2 separate regions of the Homo sapiens genome follow, and region 2 is linked to region 1. A link is an interaction called in ENCODE POLR2A ChIA-PET data of the cell type or tissue named here. Cell type or tissue: CD4-positive, alpha-beta T cell. All regions are shown on one strand.

Region 1 (8,000 bases):
TTCAACTGGATAGTGTGAGTGTCTTGAAGAAAGGAGCTGATGCTTTCCAACCCTTTGTTTCCCCACAGTGTACTGTTGCCCAGAGCTTGGCACACTGCTCTCTTTACTACTTAAGAAGGGCTCCTCATCCACTTAGTGCTACACGTTCAGTTGACCTATGCTGAGGTCCTTCCCATTCTTACTCATCCCGTTTTTTTTTCTGCTTCAAACATCCTCACCCAGGAAGAAGATAAAACCCAAAGGAGCATATTTTCTTATTGAACCCTCCTTTAGAAGTATAGATACATGGGAAAGTCAGGAGAGGCTTTGTGTAGAAAGCCCAATTTGAAACAGGTTTTAGAGAATGGGTAGGGATTAAATGGCTGAGCAGAAAGCTGGAAGATATTCCAGAGAGTACACCAGCAATTTGAAGCAAAGAGGTAGGACTAAGCATGTCACTTGTTAGGGGACAAAAAAGAATAATCTTGGTGGAGATGGGGGTTCACAGCTCTAAAGGACATCTTCCAAGAACATTGAAGATTAAGGCGTTGAACATTAAGAACACTGAATTAGAGAATATGGGATGGGGAGTGGGGCCGGATTTCAGAGGTACATGAGAAACACACCCTCTGTAGGTACAGAAGTAGGGACTGAAATATATGACAAATATGGGAGTGTTGGAAGATTAAGCTATTGTTCATCTGCTGGGCATAACTATGAAGTTGAAGTTTCAGCATAAACAGGTTAATAATTTCCCCTTGAAGGAAGAGCATGGGATGTGCTTTCTTCCTCCTTTGCATTGAAGTAGATATTAGCTATTTGATATGAAATTCATAATGGAAGAGAACTACGAAGAGACTTGAATGAGCACTGGACTGTCACAGTGCAAGTGCAAAAGCATAAGAACGATCTCCAAAGAACGCATATTGTAAGGTCTCTATGTGTCTGTAAATTCCATTTATAGGGAAATTCATTCTCTTTCTCCATCATGGACACCACACACCCAACAGTGTTAGTGGATATTCATTATTATAACCATGCGGTTTCTTCTGACTCATCAGTGAAAGGCAATTAAGTTCAATGTGGTTTTAATGAGAAATGAATTTTTACATGTCCTAACTAAGGAAACTGGTAATCTATCAGTGATATGTAGAGTTTCTTTTTCATGAAAGTCAATTTTACAGAATAATTCTTTAAATACTGTAAGGAGATGTTGCTATAGTTAGCAGTAGTTGGGAGTGAGAAGATGTAGTTGTAACAGGAACAGAAGACAAAGGGATGAGATGTGTAGACGGAACCCAGCTGAGGGGAGCAGAGAGTAAGAAGGCCAGGGGACACTCACAGGTGCCAGGGAGTCTGTCTGGAAGGTGCTGCAAAAAGGGAGCAGAGCCGATTCAGTGATAGGAACAGTGCCACATTGGTGGATGAACCCTGGACGGAGACTGTATGTAGTCCAAGTCCTGCCATGAGTCCACAGACTGAGTGAACTGGGCCAAGTCATTCCCGTGTTTGGAGATCCCCCTGCTTGGGTGAGAAGGAGGTCTTGATGCTGTTTGAACATGCTGTTTACTTTAGTGATGTAATCTTGCTTCATGGGATAACTTTAAAATCCAATTTCAGATCAGCCCATGGTCACGAATCTTTCCCACTTTCCTTTGACAGAAACCCTGAACATTGTCCTTGTGGGGAGAAGCGGGACTGGGAAGAGTGCGACCGGGAACTCTATCCTGGGGAGCCTCGTCTTCACCTCTCGGCTCCGGGCCCAGCCAGTCACCAAGACCAGCCAGAGTGGCAGGAGGACATGGGACGGACAGGAGGTGGTGGTTGTGGACACTCCTTCCTTCAACCAGATGCTGGATGTCGAAAAGGACCCATCCCGGTTAGAAGAGGAGGTCAAGCGCTGTTTGTCCTGCTGTGAAAAAGGGGACACATTTTTTGTCCTGGTGTTCCAGCTGGGACGATTCACTGAAGAGGACAAAACAGCTGTGGCGAAACTGGAGGCCATCTTTGGAGCAGACTTTACGAAATACGCGATTATGCTGTTCACCCGGAAGGAAGACCTAGGGGCGGGGAATTTGGAAGACTTCATGAAGAACTCAGATAACAAAGCCCTTCGGCGCATTTTTAAAAAGTGTGGGCGGCGAGTTTGTGCTTTTAACAACAAAGAAACAGGCCAGGCCCAGGAAACCCAGGTGAAAGCTCTTTTAACAAAGGTCAATGATCTGAGAAAAGAAAGTGGGTGGTCCGGGTATCCCCATACACAGGAGAACGTCAGCAAACTAATTAAAAATGTCCAGGAAATGTCCCAAGCCGAAAAACTCCTTAAAAATTTAATAGGTATTTTACAATAGGTAGCCGAAGTGCCTGGGGTCTCTTCAATTAGAGACACCCTCAGGTTGGGGGGAGGGGCGGGGCATGGTACAACCTGTGGGAAGGGAAGCGGGTTCATGGCTTTGAGGGCCTGAGAGGCAAATGCATCCCGCCTTGTGATGTATCAGCTATTTGTAGATAAATAAATTGCAGGTGGGGGCGAATAGTAGGGTATTATAAAGGAGAAAGAAGATACAAGGTGGGGAAATCTGGAAAAAGATTTCAGACATTAGGCTGATAATAAGTGGTAGAATCAAGTCACAAGAATCACCTCACTTGTGTAGGTAGGTTGGAATCAGGATAGACACTGTGATCAAGGCTGAGGCCACCTGGGATGAGAATATAGATAGTCGTACAACAACCCAGGGGATCCAGATACATGAGACCAGGGCAGCGTTCAGCACACTCCTGGGCATGGCGGAAGCAGGAAGCAGACTCCAGAGGGCCTCCCTGTTGTCCAGGGCCGTTGGCTCCCTGAGCTCTCCTGTCTCCTTTGGGATGCGACTTAGGGCTAGAGTGTTCTTTTCTTCACACGTTAGCCATTCCTTACGGCTCTTCACGTTCCACGCCTAGATGTGAAGTGGGACATAGTCTTCCATTGCTGGCTGTCCCTGAGGAAACAGACATGAGTCTTGGAGGTTCTGAATGATTTTATTGCTAATTATCACAGTGACATAGACTAGAACAGAAATTAGAAGCATAGTAAGATTGCCAAAATCAGAGAATCTTGCAAAGTTCTGTAATTCTAAGTGTTGTTCTAGATTTCCTCTAGAGAAGGTTATTAGAATCTCCATTGCGTTTCTCTTTCTCCTTCTCTTTCCCTTGAGGTTAGGAAACAGGTTAAAACTCAGAGAACTCCAATAATAATGGTTTAAAAACATCAGGGGCTTCCTGTATCTCCTGTCAGGAAGCCGAGGAATAAGCAGGCTGGGGCTGGTGGGCGTCAACATCCCAGTTTTGTTCTATCTTTCTGTCCCACCTGCACTGGGATGTGGCTTCTACACTCGAATTTGCTTCTTGGTTTCAAGACAGTGGTGTTCTTTCCATAGCTGAGCAGATTATTTTGAGAGGTGGGTGATATGTGAGAGAGAAATCTGGAACCTTCTTCTGGGTAGATACAGGATAAGATAGATACAGGGTAAAATGTTGAGCACTTTGTACATGCTTTGAGAGCATAATCTTTGTCATCTGTTTTTTTCCCCTAGACAATATCAGGTTACCGTCAACATTAATCCATTTAAAAGGACATGGACTGTTGCCATTAATACTTTTGGATTCCATATAACCCTTAACACAATAACTTCTAGAAAATGTGTGTGCCGTAGACACAAAGAAGGGAACAATAGACACCAGGGTATACTTGAGGGTGGAGGGTGGCAGGAGGGTGAAGATTGAAAAGCTGCCTATTGCGTGTTATGCTGGTTTCCTGGGTGACAAAATTACCTGTACACCACACCCCTGTGACACACAACTTACTCATGTAACAAACCTGTGCATGTACCCCTTGAACCTGAAATAAAAATTGGAAAGTAAAAAAAAGTGTGTAAATATATTTAGTTGAATCAAATAATAAAGATGAATCATTATGAATTCACATTCTCTTTCTGATTTCTATTTTTGTGATTTAGGGAAGCAGCATACCTTCATGAAGAGACAATTGAGATGTTTAGATACCTTGACTCAGGCGAGGTTTTTGTATCTTTGGTGCCTGAGGACCTTCATTTAGACTGGGTGACAGCCATTTGTGTGGCAGGTCCCTGACAGCTCAGTTATCTTTCACTCTGGACATCTAAGTATAGCAAGGACAAATAAATGTAACCAGTATTAGAACCAGAAACATGGGAGGAATAAGGTCTGAAAGGCATTTTGTGCTTCTTCCCTGAGCTTCCCTTCTGCCTGAAGGCAGAAACAAATCCCAGTGTGCTACCTATGGCTGAGCAGGTGACACTGGGAGCTGCACAAGGTGGGTGATGTGTGGGCTAAGCAATGTGGCATCCTCTCACAGGTTGGCTCTAACATACCTTGCTGTTTTCCTTCAGGTCCAAGTCTGAACGGGGCAACAATACTGCTGTGTCAGTTTCTCTGAGAAATACATGCCGAGAAAGAGTTAGGAGCACAAGAGGTTTATGGGGAAAGCTCATGAAAGACAAAAGAGGGAAGAAGCCAAATTGGGCAGGGAAAGCCTTCAGACTGTCATTTAGACTGGACACTTGCAAGAGAAAAGTGGGGAGGAGCTGAGTTGGGCAGGAAGAGCCTGGCAAAGCCCAGGCCAACTCAATAGGGAATTCTGGGGCAAAGACAGATTAATAGCCAAGTCCTGCATTGGACAGACACTAGGAGCTCTGCTGTGCTCCGCTTTAGGCTGGGGACTGGCTGGAGAAAGCATGGCTTCAGCTCAGAAGCTCAGATGGGACCTGACAGTGTTGCAGCTGGAGCTGAATGGCAAGTTTCTTCTTGAAGTGAAAGCCTTCAAGAGTGGCATCCCTTCCTCACTGCCATAATTGGCGGACATCCTCCATGTCTCACTGAAGACCCTCCTTGAGCTGGAAGTCCAGAACTGATATTCTACTCTCTCAAACATATGTGTCTTACCAAGGCCACTATCATGCTGGCCACCTATTGCTTGTCCTGCCTCTCCAATGTGACATCATTGAGGTAATGTGCTAGTTCTCAACTGGAAACAATTTTGCCCTGTAGAAGACATTTGGCAATTCCTGGAGAAATTTTCTTTTTCTTTTTTTGGAGACGGAGTCTTCCTCAGTCACCCAGGCTGGAGCGCAGTGGTGTGATCTGGGGTCACAGCAAGCTCCGCCTCCCAGGTTCATGCTATTCTCCTGCCTCGGGCTGCCGAGTAGCTGGGACAACAGGCGCCCACCACCACGCCCGGCTAATTTTTTTTAAAAATTACTTTTAGTAGAGATGGGGTTTCACTGTGTTAGCCAGGATGGTCTTGATCTCCTGACCTCGTGATCTGCCCGCCTTGGCCCCTCAAAGTGCTGGGATTACAGGCGTGAGCCACCACACCCAGCCTCCTGGAGAATTTTTTAGTTGCCACAACAGGGAGTGGGTGCTACTGGTATGTGGTAAATAGAATCCAGGGATGCTACTGAACATCCTAAGATGCACACGACAGTCCCCCACAACAGAGTTATCTGGACCAAAATGTCAATAGTCCCAAGGCTGAGAGACCCTGATACAGTGGACCAATGTGATAGACTGCAGGATGTACAGATGATCCAGACCTCTTTTGGTTAGAGAGTGGGAGAGGTAACTTCTAAGGAAATGTTTTTTGCCTATTTACAGTGCCTCTGTTTTGCTGATGCACTAAGAACATGCTTATTTTTCACAAAGGGTCATCCAGCACCCCCAGCCTCCTCTCCTTCCTCAGAGCAATCCTTTTCACTTCATTTCTCTCTTTTCCTGCACTGAGCAAGATTTACTGAAGAACAAGGCTTTTGTGATGAACTTAGCATAAAGAGTAAAAAAAAAAAAAATAGTTTCGTGATTCCATGACGACAGAAAGTCCCATAAAATTTGGCTAAATTTCTGCAAGGGAGTCAGCTAAGTTGCTGACATGATCTGTGAAGCCTGCCAGCAAGCTCACTTCCCTAGAAGAATCCCCAGGCCACTTGGCTATGAGCCTCTTCTCCTCCTCCCTCAAATGAAGCATCCACCTTTTCAGTAAAAACCCTCTCCTTCCTAGCTCATCCTTACATTAGCTTGTTCCATGGGCCCACTGGTCCAGCCTCTACCACTAGCACACTATCATCCTCCCTAGCAGATGAAGGCATCGGCAGGCCCACCTCCCGTTCTCCCATGAGAGGCAGCTTGATGTTCATGAGAAACCTCCGTGGCCTTCACTCTTGCACCTCTGTATTTCTGTGAATACACACAGGATGTGCTCAACAGACTGGTGTAAAATCTAGTTGTGAACAGCATGATCAGCATGATACATTTTCCTCTTCAGCTACAAACTTCCTGTTTATTGCTCTTCACTTCACATCGTCCTCATGTATGTTGGTGGGTGGTAGTGTGGCGGGCTTGCGTTTCCTGACCCACAGATTATAGGGCAGCGTGTAGGCTAGACTAAAAGGGGTCAAGCCAGGGCCAAGGTGTCATGCCTAAAAGACCCTCTGGGAATATACTTGTAATTTGTCCTTCAAAAATCATCAGTAACCTGAAGTTTAAAATGACATCATGTCGACAATAATTATGAATGTTTTCCTAGCTTGCAACCCACCTGCTCTTGCAGCACTATGGGCTGCCAGCAAGTTCCTGTTTCCCTCAATTTATTTCTGAGGTTTCCCAATGGATGAGTTACATTAGCTACCGAAAATTTCTGTCACTTGTCACGTGGTGTTTATCTTGGTTTTACTTTTGTCCTGATCCAAATCCTTCTCCACTGGGTGCTGCTTACTAGGCACTGTTAACTACAAAGCATGCCTTTCAATCCTGTTGGCCACCACAGCTTCAAGTCAACACTGCAAGGCCTACTGGGTATTGGAGCATGCGCTAAACACCTTTGGTCTTTCTTCTATTTGTGTTTTCACTGGGTAATGAGGTTCTCACGGGCACCACTTTTGGCTCCACTGGCTGTTCATCCCTTCCTTCCTGGGTTTCCTATTTTGCAAATGGTGCCATAATCTGTCTAGTTGTCCATGACAGAAGCCTTGACTCTTTCTTCCAACAAATAACAAAAGAGTTGTGTATTATAAAGGCTTCATGTCTCTCTGGAGCATCCACTTTTTTTTTTCCTTATCTCTACTCGAGTTATGGTCACCATCGTTTCTGGACTGGATTGTTGCAACTGTTTCTTTGGATTGAACCTGTTTCGAGGCTTGCTTCTCTCAAATTACCTTTCACACTGCAACCATAATGCTATATATTTATAAGACAAATATAATTGTGAGATGATGTCAGTGGGAATAGCAGAATAATGTCCTCCAAAAATCTCCACAAAGATAGAGAACACTGTCAAAAAATAGTCAGAATCAACTCTTTTTTTTTTTTTTTTTTTCAGAACTCTGGGTATCAACCCAACGCTTGAAGCAATATTGAGAGTGTTCATTCAAGAAAAATAGTAAGAATAGTGAGTTCTGTCATGTTTCAACTTGCCCCTTTCTCATTACCCCCAACTCTGTGGTAACCTTGAAAACCAAAAAACTAAAATCACTATGAAAACTAGCAGCCTGGAAGCCACTGAAGGGAGCTGAATGGAGTTAGAGCCCCTTAAAAGTCCCATTTCTAGAAAAATGTCATTATTTGACCTGTCCAGTGGTGCCCTGGGAGATCCCACTTGCAATTCAGGAATGGAAAACCAAATAGTGTATTTTCTCATTTCTTAGTGGGAGCTAAGCTATGAGGACGCAAAGGCACGAGAATGATATAATGGACTGAGGAACTGGGAGGGGGGCAGATTGGGAGGGGGATGAGGGATAAAAGACGACACTGGGTCCAGTGTACTCTGCTTGGGTGACGGGTGCACTAAAATCTCAGAGATCACCACTAGATAACTTATCCATGTAACCAAAAACCACCTGTACCCCAAAAACCATTGAAATAAAAATTAAAAAAGGAACAAGGTAATGAAAAAGAATAAATATAGTACTAATTTAAAAGAAAGAAAAATCCTGAGATCCTCCCCACTGTTT
Region 2 (8,000 bases), 240 kb after region 1:
ACCAACCCAAATGTCCAACAACAATAGACTGGATTAAGAAAATGTGGCACATATACACCATGGAATACTATGCAGCCATAAAAAATGATGAGTTCATGTCCTTTGTAGGGACATGGATGAAATTGGAAATCATCATTCTCAGTAAACTATCGCAAGAACAAAAAACCAAACACCGCATATTCTCACTCATAGGTGGGAATTGAACAATGAGAACACATGGACACAGTAAGGGGAACATCACACTCTGGGGACTGTTGTGGGGTGGGGGGAGTGGGGAGAGATAGCGTTGGGAGATATACCTAATGCTAGATGACGAGTTAGTGGGTGCAGCGCACCAGCATGGCACATGTATACATATGTAACTAACCTGCACATTGTGCACATGTACCCTAAAACTTAAAGTATAATAACAATAAACAAAATAATAATAATAATGAGCTATTTATGACAAACCTATAGCCAATATCATACTGACTGTGCAAAAGCTGGAAGCACTCCCTTTGAAAACTGGCACAAGACAAAGATGCCCTCTCTCACCACTCCTATTCAACATAGTATTGGAAGTTCTGGCCAAGGCAATCAGGCAAGAGAAAGAAACAAAGGATATACAAATAGGAAGTGAGGAAGTCAAATTGTCTCTGTTTGCAGGTGACATGATTGTATATTTAGAAAACCCCATTGTCTCAGCCCTAAAACTCCTTAAGCTCATGAGTAACTTCAGCAAAGTCTCAGGATACAAAATCAATGTGCAAAAATCACAAGCATTCCTATACACCAATAACAGACAAACAGAGAGCCAAATCATGAGTGAATTCCCATTCACAATTGCTACAAAGTATATTAAATACCTAGGAATACAGCTTACAAGGGATGTGAACAACCTCTTCAAGGAGAACTATAAACCACTGCTCAAGGAAATAAGAGAGGACATAAACAAATGGAAAAACATTCCATGCTCATGGATAGGAAGAATCAACATTGTGAAAATGGCCATACTGCCCAAAGTAATTCATAGATTCAATGCTATTCCCATCAAGCTACCATTGACTTTCTTCACAGAACAAGAAAAAACTACTTTAAATTTCATATAGAACCAAAGAAGAGACTGTATAGCCAAGACAATCCTAAGCAAAAAGATCAAGATCAAAGCTGGTGGCATCACACTACCTGACTTCAAACTATACTACAAGGCTACAGTAACCAAAACAGCATGGTACTGGTACCAAAACAGATATATAGACCAATGGAACAAAACAGAGGCCTCAGAAATAACACTACACATATACAACCATCTGATCTCCAACAAATCTGACCAAAACAAGCAATGGGGAAAGGATTCCCTATTTAACAAGTGGCGCTGGGAAAACTGGCTAGCCATATGCAGAAAACTGAAACTGGACCCCTTCCTCACACCTTACGCCTTATACAAAAAATAACTCAAGATGTATTAAAGACTTAAATGTCAAACCTAAAGCCATAAAAACCGTAGAAGAAAACCTAGGCAATACCCTTCAAGACATAGGCATGGTAAAGACTTCATGACTAAAACACCAAAAGCAATTGCAAGAAAAGCCAAAACTGACAAATGGGATCTAATTAAACTAAAGAGCTTCTGCACAGCAAAAGAAACTATTATCAGAGTGAACAGACAACCTACAGAATGGGAGAAAATTTTTGCAATCTATCCATGTGACAAAGTCTAATATCCAGAATCTACAAAGAACTTAAACAAATTTACAAGAAAAAAAACAAACAACCCTATCAAAAATTGGGTGAAGGATATGAACAGACACTTCTCAAAAGAAGACATTTATGTGACAAACATATAAAAAAAACCTCATCATCACTGGTCATTAGAGAAATGCAAATCAAAACCACAATGAGATACCGTCTCACACCAGTTAGAGTGGCGATCATTAAAAAGTCAGGAAACAGATGCTGGAGAGGATGTGGAGAAATAGGAATGCTTTTACACTGTTGGTGGGAGTGTAAAGTAGTTCAACCATTGTGGAAAACAGTGTGGCAATTCCTCAAGGATCTAAAACCAGAAATACCATTTGACCCAGCAATCCCATTACTGGGTATATACCCAAAGGATTATAAATTATTCTGCTATAAAGACACATGCATATATATGTTTATTACAGCACTGTTCACAATAGCAAAGACTTGGAACCAACCCAAATGCCCATCAGTGATAGACTGGATAAAGAAAGTGTGGCCCATATATACCATGGAATACTATGCAGCCATAAAAAGTATGAGTTCATGTCCTTTGTAGGGACATGGATGAAGCTGGAAACCATCATTCTCAGGAAACTAACACAGGAACAGAAAACCGAACACTGCATGTTCTCACTCATAAGTGGGAGTTGAACAATGAGAACACATGGACACAGGGAGGGGAACATCACACATGGGGGCCTGTCGGGGGTTGGGGAGGCAAGTGGAGGGAGAGCATTGGGACAAATACCTTAAAACCTAGATGACAGGTTGATGGGTGCAGCAGACCACCATGGCAAATGTATACCTATGTAACAAACCTGCATGTTCTGCACATGTATCCCAGAATGTAAAGTACATTAAATAAAAATTTTTAAGTATGCAGCTCCTTCCCATTCTCTCTTGCTCCTACTCCAGCCATGAGATGTGTGTGCTTCCCCTCTGGCTTCTGCCATGATTGTAAGTTTCCTGAGGCCTCCCCAGAAGCCAAGGAGATGCCAGCATCATGCTCCCTGTACAGGCTGTGGAACCGTGAGCCAATTAAATCTCTTTTCTTTATAAATTACCCAATCTCGGGTATTTCTTTAAAGCAGCGTGAGGACGGACTAATACATTTTCTTCACTGCATTTATAAGGATACGGAAGAAAACAATGAACATGCAAAGACTGGAAAGAGAGGAAGGAAGCATTAATACAGGGTACAAAAGGAAGCCGGAGTTCTAGATATAATTCTGAGACTCAAGTGTAGTCAGGGTCTGAGCTTCACCTGGGTTTCCACAACTGATAGTAAGTATCAATGAATAATAATAGGCAACAAAGCCCAGAGACAGTGAGACATAATCAAGAGCTAATAGAAATGTAGAGGAAAATAAAGACAGAAACGGTTACTTTTCAATAGGAAGAAGATCCCAGAAAGCACCAGTAGGAAAGTGGAAATGTGGGACGGGAAGGGATAGTAGCCAATGCAAGTTGCATTAATGAGCACATTACCACTGTATACGGTGATGAGGATGTTCCCACTGCAGACAACTGGGTCTCAGTCCTGCTGGGGACTCAGCAATTTGTATGCAGTACATCACAGAGTTGTCTCACGTGGTGGACAACTTGATAAGTTGTGGTGTTTATCCATAAGTCCTAACTGACATTGATTGAAATCTGCTCCTAGGATATCAGCTCTGACAACTTCAGGCTGCTGCATGCATTACCTACATATACTTTTGTAGTCAGATAAACCCTCTGACAGAGAGTTATGAGTGGCTGAAGTAAGACATCATACACATGCATGGAAACAATAAATGGCCCGGAGCTGTTGAAGAGGCTCTGAAAGCGTCTTTATGAAAGGTACACGTCAAGTATCAAAGACTTATTCAAAGCTGATCTATGTGGCTTGGGCTAGGATGAGGCTAGTGAGAAGCCCTAGGCACCTCACTCTTAAGAAAACACTCACTCCCAGGGTCACCCACCTACAAGATCTGCACTTGGGTGACCTGAGAGTGAGTGCCTCCTTAAGCTGTGTGCTCTAGATGCCCCACCTGCCTCACAATAGCCCCAGCCCTGCCGGTCTACTGGGAGAATGACAGGCTCCCTGTTTCAGCAATGATGAATGGAAACAGTGGACATGTCAGATATCCAGGAGACTCTGTGCCCCCAAAAAGATGGGAAACAGTAAAAGCTGGGTCTCTTCCCTACCAGAAAAAAAGTGGTCTGGCATGAAAGAGGTTAAAAAGCAGATCCTATCCAGTAGGGTAAGACTCGGGTTATTGTCTTCCCCATATACTCCAGAAAGCCAACTCCAGAAAGTTTAAATGAGTTAGGTGAGGTCCTATAGCTGGTTAATGACCTAACCAGATATGCAGCCTGCTCCTCTGTAGCCTTCTTACCACCCAGTGATTCGCTTTTTTGCTGACCTCATGATGCTCTTGAGAGAAGATAGAATAACTAGAACTGGTGATACCAACATAGACGACTAGACTAAAGCCTCCTAATAAGGCTAAATTGAAGATAGTGCGAAGGTGTTCATCCTCAACATACCAGTTCACCCTCAAGTCCTTCAATAGCTGGGAAAGCCCTCCTCTCTCAGAGAATGATAAGACTTTGCCTTCAGGTTTTTCTGGCAGACTGGATCTGGGGCTGGCACTGGCCACATGAATGTCTAATTAATGGACAGATGATGAGAACAGCTATTACGTTATTTGTTCCGGGGCAGGAGACTCTCTGGGCCTATTTTATATGGGGAAATGTCCCTATAGGGCAAAGGCAACTGAAGATTAGCTCAGTAATCAATTTTAGAAGTACAGTCAGGCCTCAGAGACTACAACATCCCTCCCTTCTTAGAGCATGGCAAGATATTTGACATCATGAGGCCCTGCTGGAGACACATAACCTCAGTCACAGCAGAAAGTAGAGTCGGTAGGAGAAGTATTGCCAACCCACAGCTCAATGGGAAATGTTTCTGTCTCTTTAAACCATAACCATGGGGCCCACCCTGAGCTTCCTGATTTCTGAAGTCTGAGTGATTTCCTCCGTGTGCCGAGAGGAAACAGCCTTCTGCACTCACAGCCGAAGGGAAAGCAGCAGGTTGGGGCTTCTTGTGGCCAACTTCAGAGCCTGTCACCAGGAAAGGTGAGCCTGAGCCTGGGAGTGGCGGGGGCTGGGGGTGCTCTGAGAACCAGAAAGAACATGATTCCTAGAGTGTTTACTGCCTGAACACTTGCATTCTACAAGGCATCATGCAGGCGAGCAAGATCTGGAACAATCAAGGACATACTTCCAGGTTTTTAAGTAGGCAAAGTTCAGAGGAAATTTTAGGATCATCTTCTCCAGCTCTGGAGCACACACGTTCTTGGTGGGGAGTGAAATCTGTCTCCTCCCACATTCCCTTAACAAAGTAAGAAAAGAGTGTGCTGGAACCACCTCCAGGAATAAAATACAGTTTGAAAGGCATTAAACATTCCTCAAGCTCCCTATTGAGCAAAGGCAAAAGATATTTCTATGGCCCCATAAGCCATCTAACCTCGGAGTGAGTTACGACGTGACAAGACTGGGTACATTTGAACTCTCCTCCTCACTGTCCACAGAAGGGGCCCCTGAGGAGACATCTGAGATTAATATCTTGGTCTTCAACCCCTTTCCCTGCATGGCCCCTTAAACATCTGCTCCCTTAATTCAAGCTTCTCCTGCTCCAGCCACGGGGACACCTCAAATTCCCATCTGTACAATAAAGGGGGTTGCAAAAATGACTGATGTCCAAGTTCTGAGCTGTGGACATCAGAAACATTTAATTCATGAATCAGAATCTCAGGATGGATCCAAGAGATGTACATTTTTAAAGAACATTCAAGTAATTCTGAGAAGCAGCACATTTGAGCGGTGAAGAACTCAATAAACTTTGCGGTCTCTTAAAGTGTTAGGAATACAGGATTCTATAAGTGTACATTCCTCAATGATTAAGGGCCATTTGTCACCTCAGAGTTCAGCTGGGTCTTACTTTCCTTTAAAAAAAAAAACTATTTAAAATCATTTCAACCCCTCTTCTAAACTATGGAAAATTCCAAAGGCCTATCCAGAATTCTGCAGCACTGGAAAAAGAAATTCTCATTTTCTTGGTTGACAAGGACATTTTGCTTCATCTAAATTCTTTTCTCTGAATCTTGCAACTGTTTCTTCATTTCTGCTTTGATGTCATTTATGATCATCTGTTCATTCCTACATGCAAAATAATTAATCACATAAGGCCCATGGAGTGAATTTTATTGAAGGCTTTGGGGAGGGCCAGTAGAGTTCCTGCAGAAACAGAAACAGCTCTAGATTTAATATGAGGCAAATCTGTTCTCCAAGTCCTTCAATCAAAGACAAGTTACTCAGCCAGCCTCTCTCTCTGCCCCTCCTTCATGTGTGGTGCCAATGGGAGAGAACACAGGTATCCAAGTGACCAGGGTGCAAGACACAACAAGTTTGACATGGATGGTGAGGCACAGACAGATGGTCGGGGAGGATCAATAGTCCTAGGAGGGGAAGCCGAGTGGGTTGGAAAGGCCCTGAAATCTGCTGATTGTGAAGTAGCTGACCGAGTGGGGTATTGTCTGGGAATGAGGCTGGAGACATAGATGCAGGGAGAAGTGAATTTGTGTTCAGGAGCTTGTGTGATTAGGCAAACTGGATCACAGAGGGTTTAGCTGTATTACACAATGTTAGATTTCAGCATAATCACATTTGGAGGGGAAGCAACTTCAGGAGTTGAAGGGAAGTGTTCAAGTCTCTCCAGCACAGATATCGTATTTAGACATCTCTAAACAAACCAAATTATTTGATTTTAAGAAAACAGAGTTAGGGGCCCTCCAGATCTACTTGGGAGATCTGTTCAATTTCCAAAAGAAAAATCCCAATTTTCTTCTTTCTTCCCAGGTCAGCCACTTGAAGGTGGGTGCCTAAGTCACTGGGCACATTTTCTGGTTCTGAGGGTTTACCTAATCTTCCCCCAGCTGCTGAATCCCCTGATATCTCTAGCTTATGTCAGTGATATAGAATCACCCAGGGAAAAGTAATACCTAAAGCCCATTGGCATTGAGTAAATGTTATAACCGACCCTCTGCTTTTTGCTTTTGGAGTTCCTGAAAAGACAAATCTAGCCTCACCCAATGTTCTCACAGCATCCTACCAACTCAAGGGCAGGGTGTTGGCCCTTCCAAGGCCATTCTCTCAAGTTCCGATATAATCCTTACTTAAAGAAGGATTAGCACAATGTATTATATTTGACGAAATTTACCTGTCTTCTCTCTAGCCACGTGCCCTTCTGCCAAGACATACACCTAGATTTTTAGATCCTTGCAAGCAAAAACCATGTCTTTTCACTGTGCTGTCACCAGCTCTTTGGACTTTGCCTGACACCCTGTAGGTGGTTATGCCTATTTGTGGTTATGCCTATTTGAGGAATAAATAAATGAATTAACAAATTGTGTTTGGGACTCTTCCAGGTAAGCATGGGAGGAAGGAAGATGGCGACAGATGAAGAAAATGTCTATGGTAAGACCATATCTCTACACCTCATACTTGCCCCCCTAGGCTTGAACTTAGGGTAATAAGGAGAATGGGGCTTCCTCAAGACTGAACAGAGATAAGTTCCAGAGGTGTCTCAACTCTGGGATGAAACAGCACCAGCCCTGAGATCTGCATTTTAGCTGGATCTCTGCTGTGAGAAGTTAAGTTCTGTGACTAGCCTGCTCCCTTGGTTCCACAGTATAAAATAAGGATAATAAACCTACTCCGATCACCGCAGAAGAAGTGCAGAGGGGATTAAATCATGCACTACAGTGAACATGATTTGTGAGGTAGAATGTTTAGAGAACAAGGATAGAGGGTTAAAACATATATTCTTTTTAGGCAGCCAGTTTAAGAGAGAGATAAGAGAGGAAGGAGAGAAAGAGGGAGAGAAAGAGAGAAGAAGGAAAGAGGGCTTATTTCACCCCCTCAACAGGCCTCTGAGAAACAGGCCCCTATTATCGCTCCCACTTTTGCCGAAGAGGCTTAATACTTAGATTATGCAGCTTCCCCAAGGTTACACAACCAGCACGTGGTGGGGCTGTGATTCAAACCAGGGTATCTGGGACTCCACACAGCTCTTCACTACCAGGCAGTATTGCCCCCACTGCCTGTCTCTGGGGATGGTCTCTGGGAGAATATTTCAGAGTCCATCGAAATTTTCAAATATGAAATAAATATGTCTGCATGTGTGTGGATGACCAGAAATGTCAGATGAACTATTGGGCTGGACTGATAAA

Evidence for each region. Peaks named below come from ENCODE experiments on the same cell type or tissue, not always from the same donor. Only the 100,000 strongest peaks of a DNase experiment are listed, where the experiment ranks them.
Region 2: POLR2A ChIA-PET joins it to region 1 with 20 read pairs; 6 of 35 experiments call an interaction of 5 or more read pairs at or near these places.

What each region holds. Positions count from the first base shown.
Region 1 is chr7:150,475,451-150,483,450 of GRCh38, forward strand. GIMAP8 (GTPase, IMAP family member 8) reads left to right here. Exons shown (of 5, transcript NM_175571.4): 5 at 1,642-3,943. The coding sequence ends at 2,330. Among named protein-coding and RNA genes, the nearest start is that of GIMAP8, 29 kb to the left of the region's middle. RefSeq lists an enhancer at 1,445-2,644 and a silencer at 4,095-4,329. In CD4-positive, alpha-beta T cell, no CTCF peak of the experiment used is centred here; DNase peaks (open chromatin) are centred at 1,465, 2,051, 3,771 and 6,321; H3K4me3 peaks cover 1,625 bases; H3K27ac peaks cover 7,608 bases.
Region 2 is chr7:150,711,846-150,719,845 of GRCh38, forward strand. GIMAP1-GIMAP5 (GIMAP1-GIMAP5 readthrough) reads left to right here and starts at 4,768. Exons shown (of 5, transcript NM_001303630.2): 1 at 4,768-4,845; 2 at 7,197-7,245. The coding sequence starts at 7,228. It overlaps GIMAP1 (GTPase, IMAP family member 1), which reads left to right and starts at 4,768. Exons shown (of 3, transcript NM_130759.4): 1 at 4,768-4,845; 2 at 7,197-7,245. The coding sequence starts at 7,203. In CD4-positive, alpha-beta T cell, no CTCF peak of the experiment used is centred here; DNase peaks (open chromatin) are centred at 3,756, 4,170 and 4,706; H3K4me3 peaks cover 4,941 bases; H3K27ac peaks cover 4,013 bases.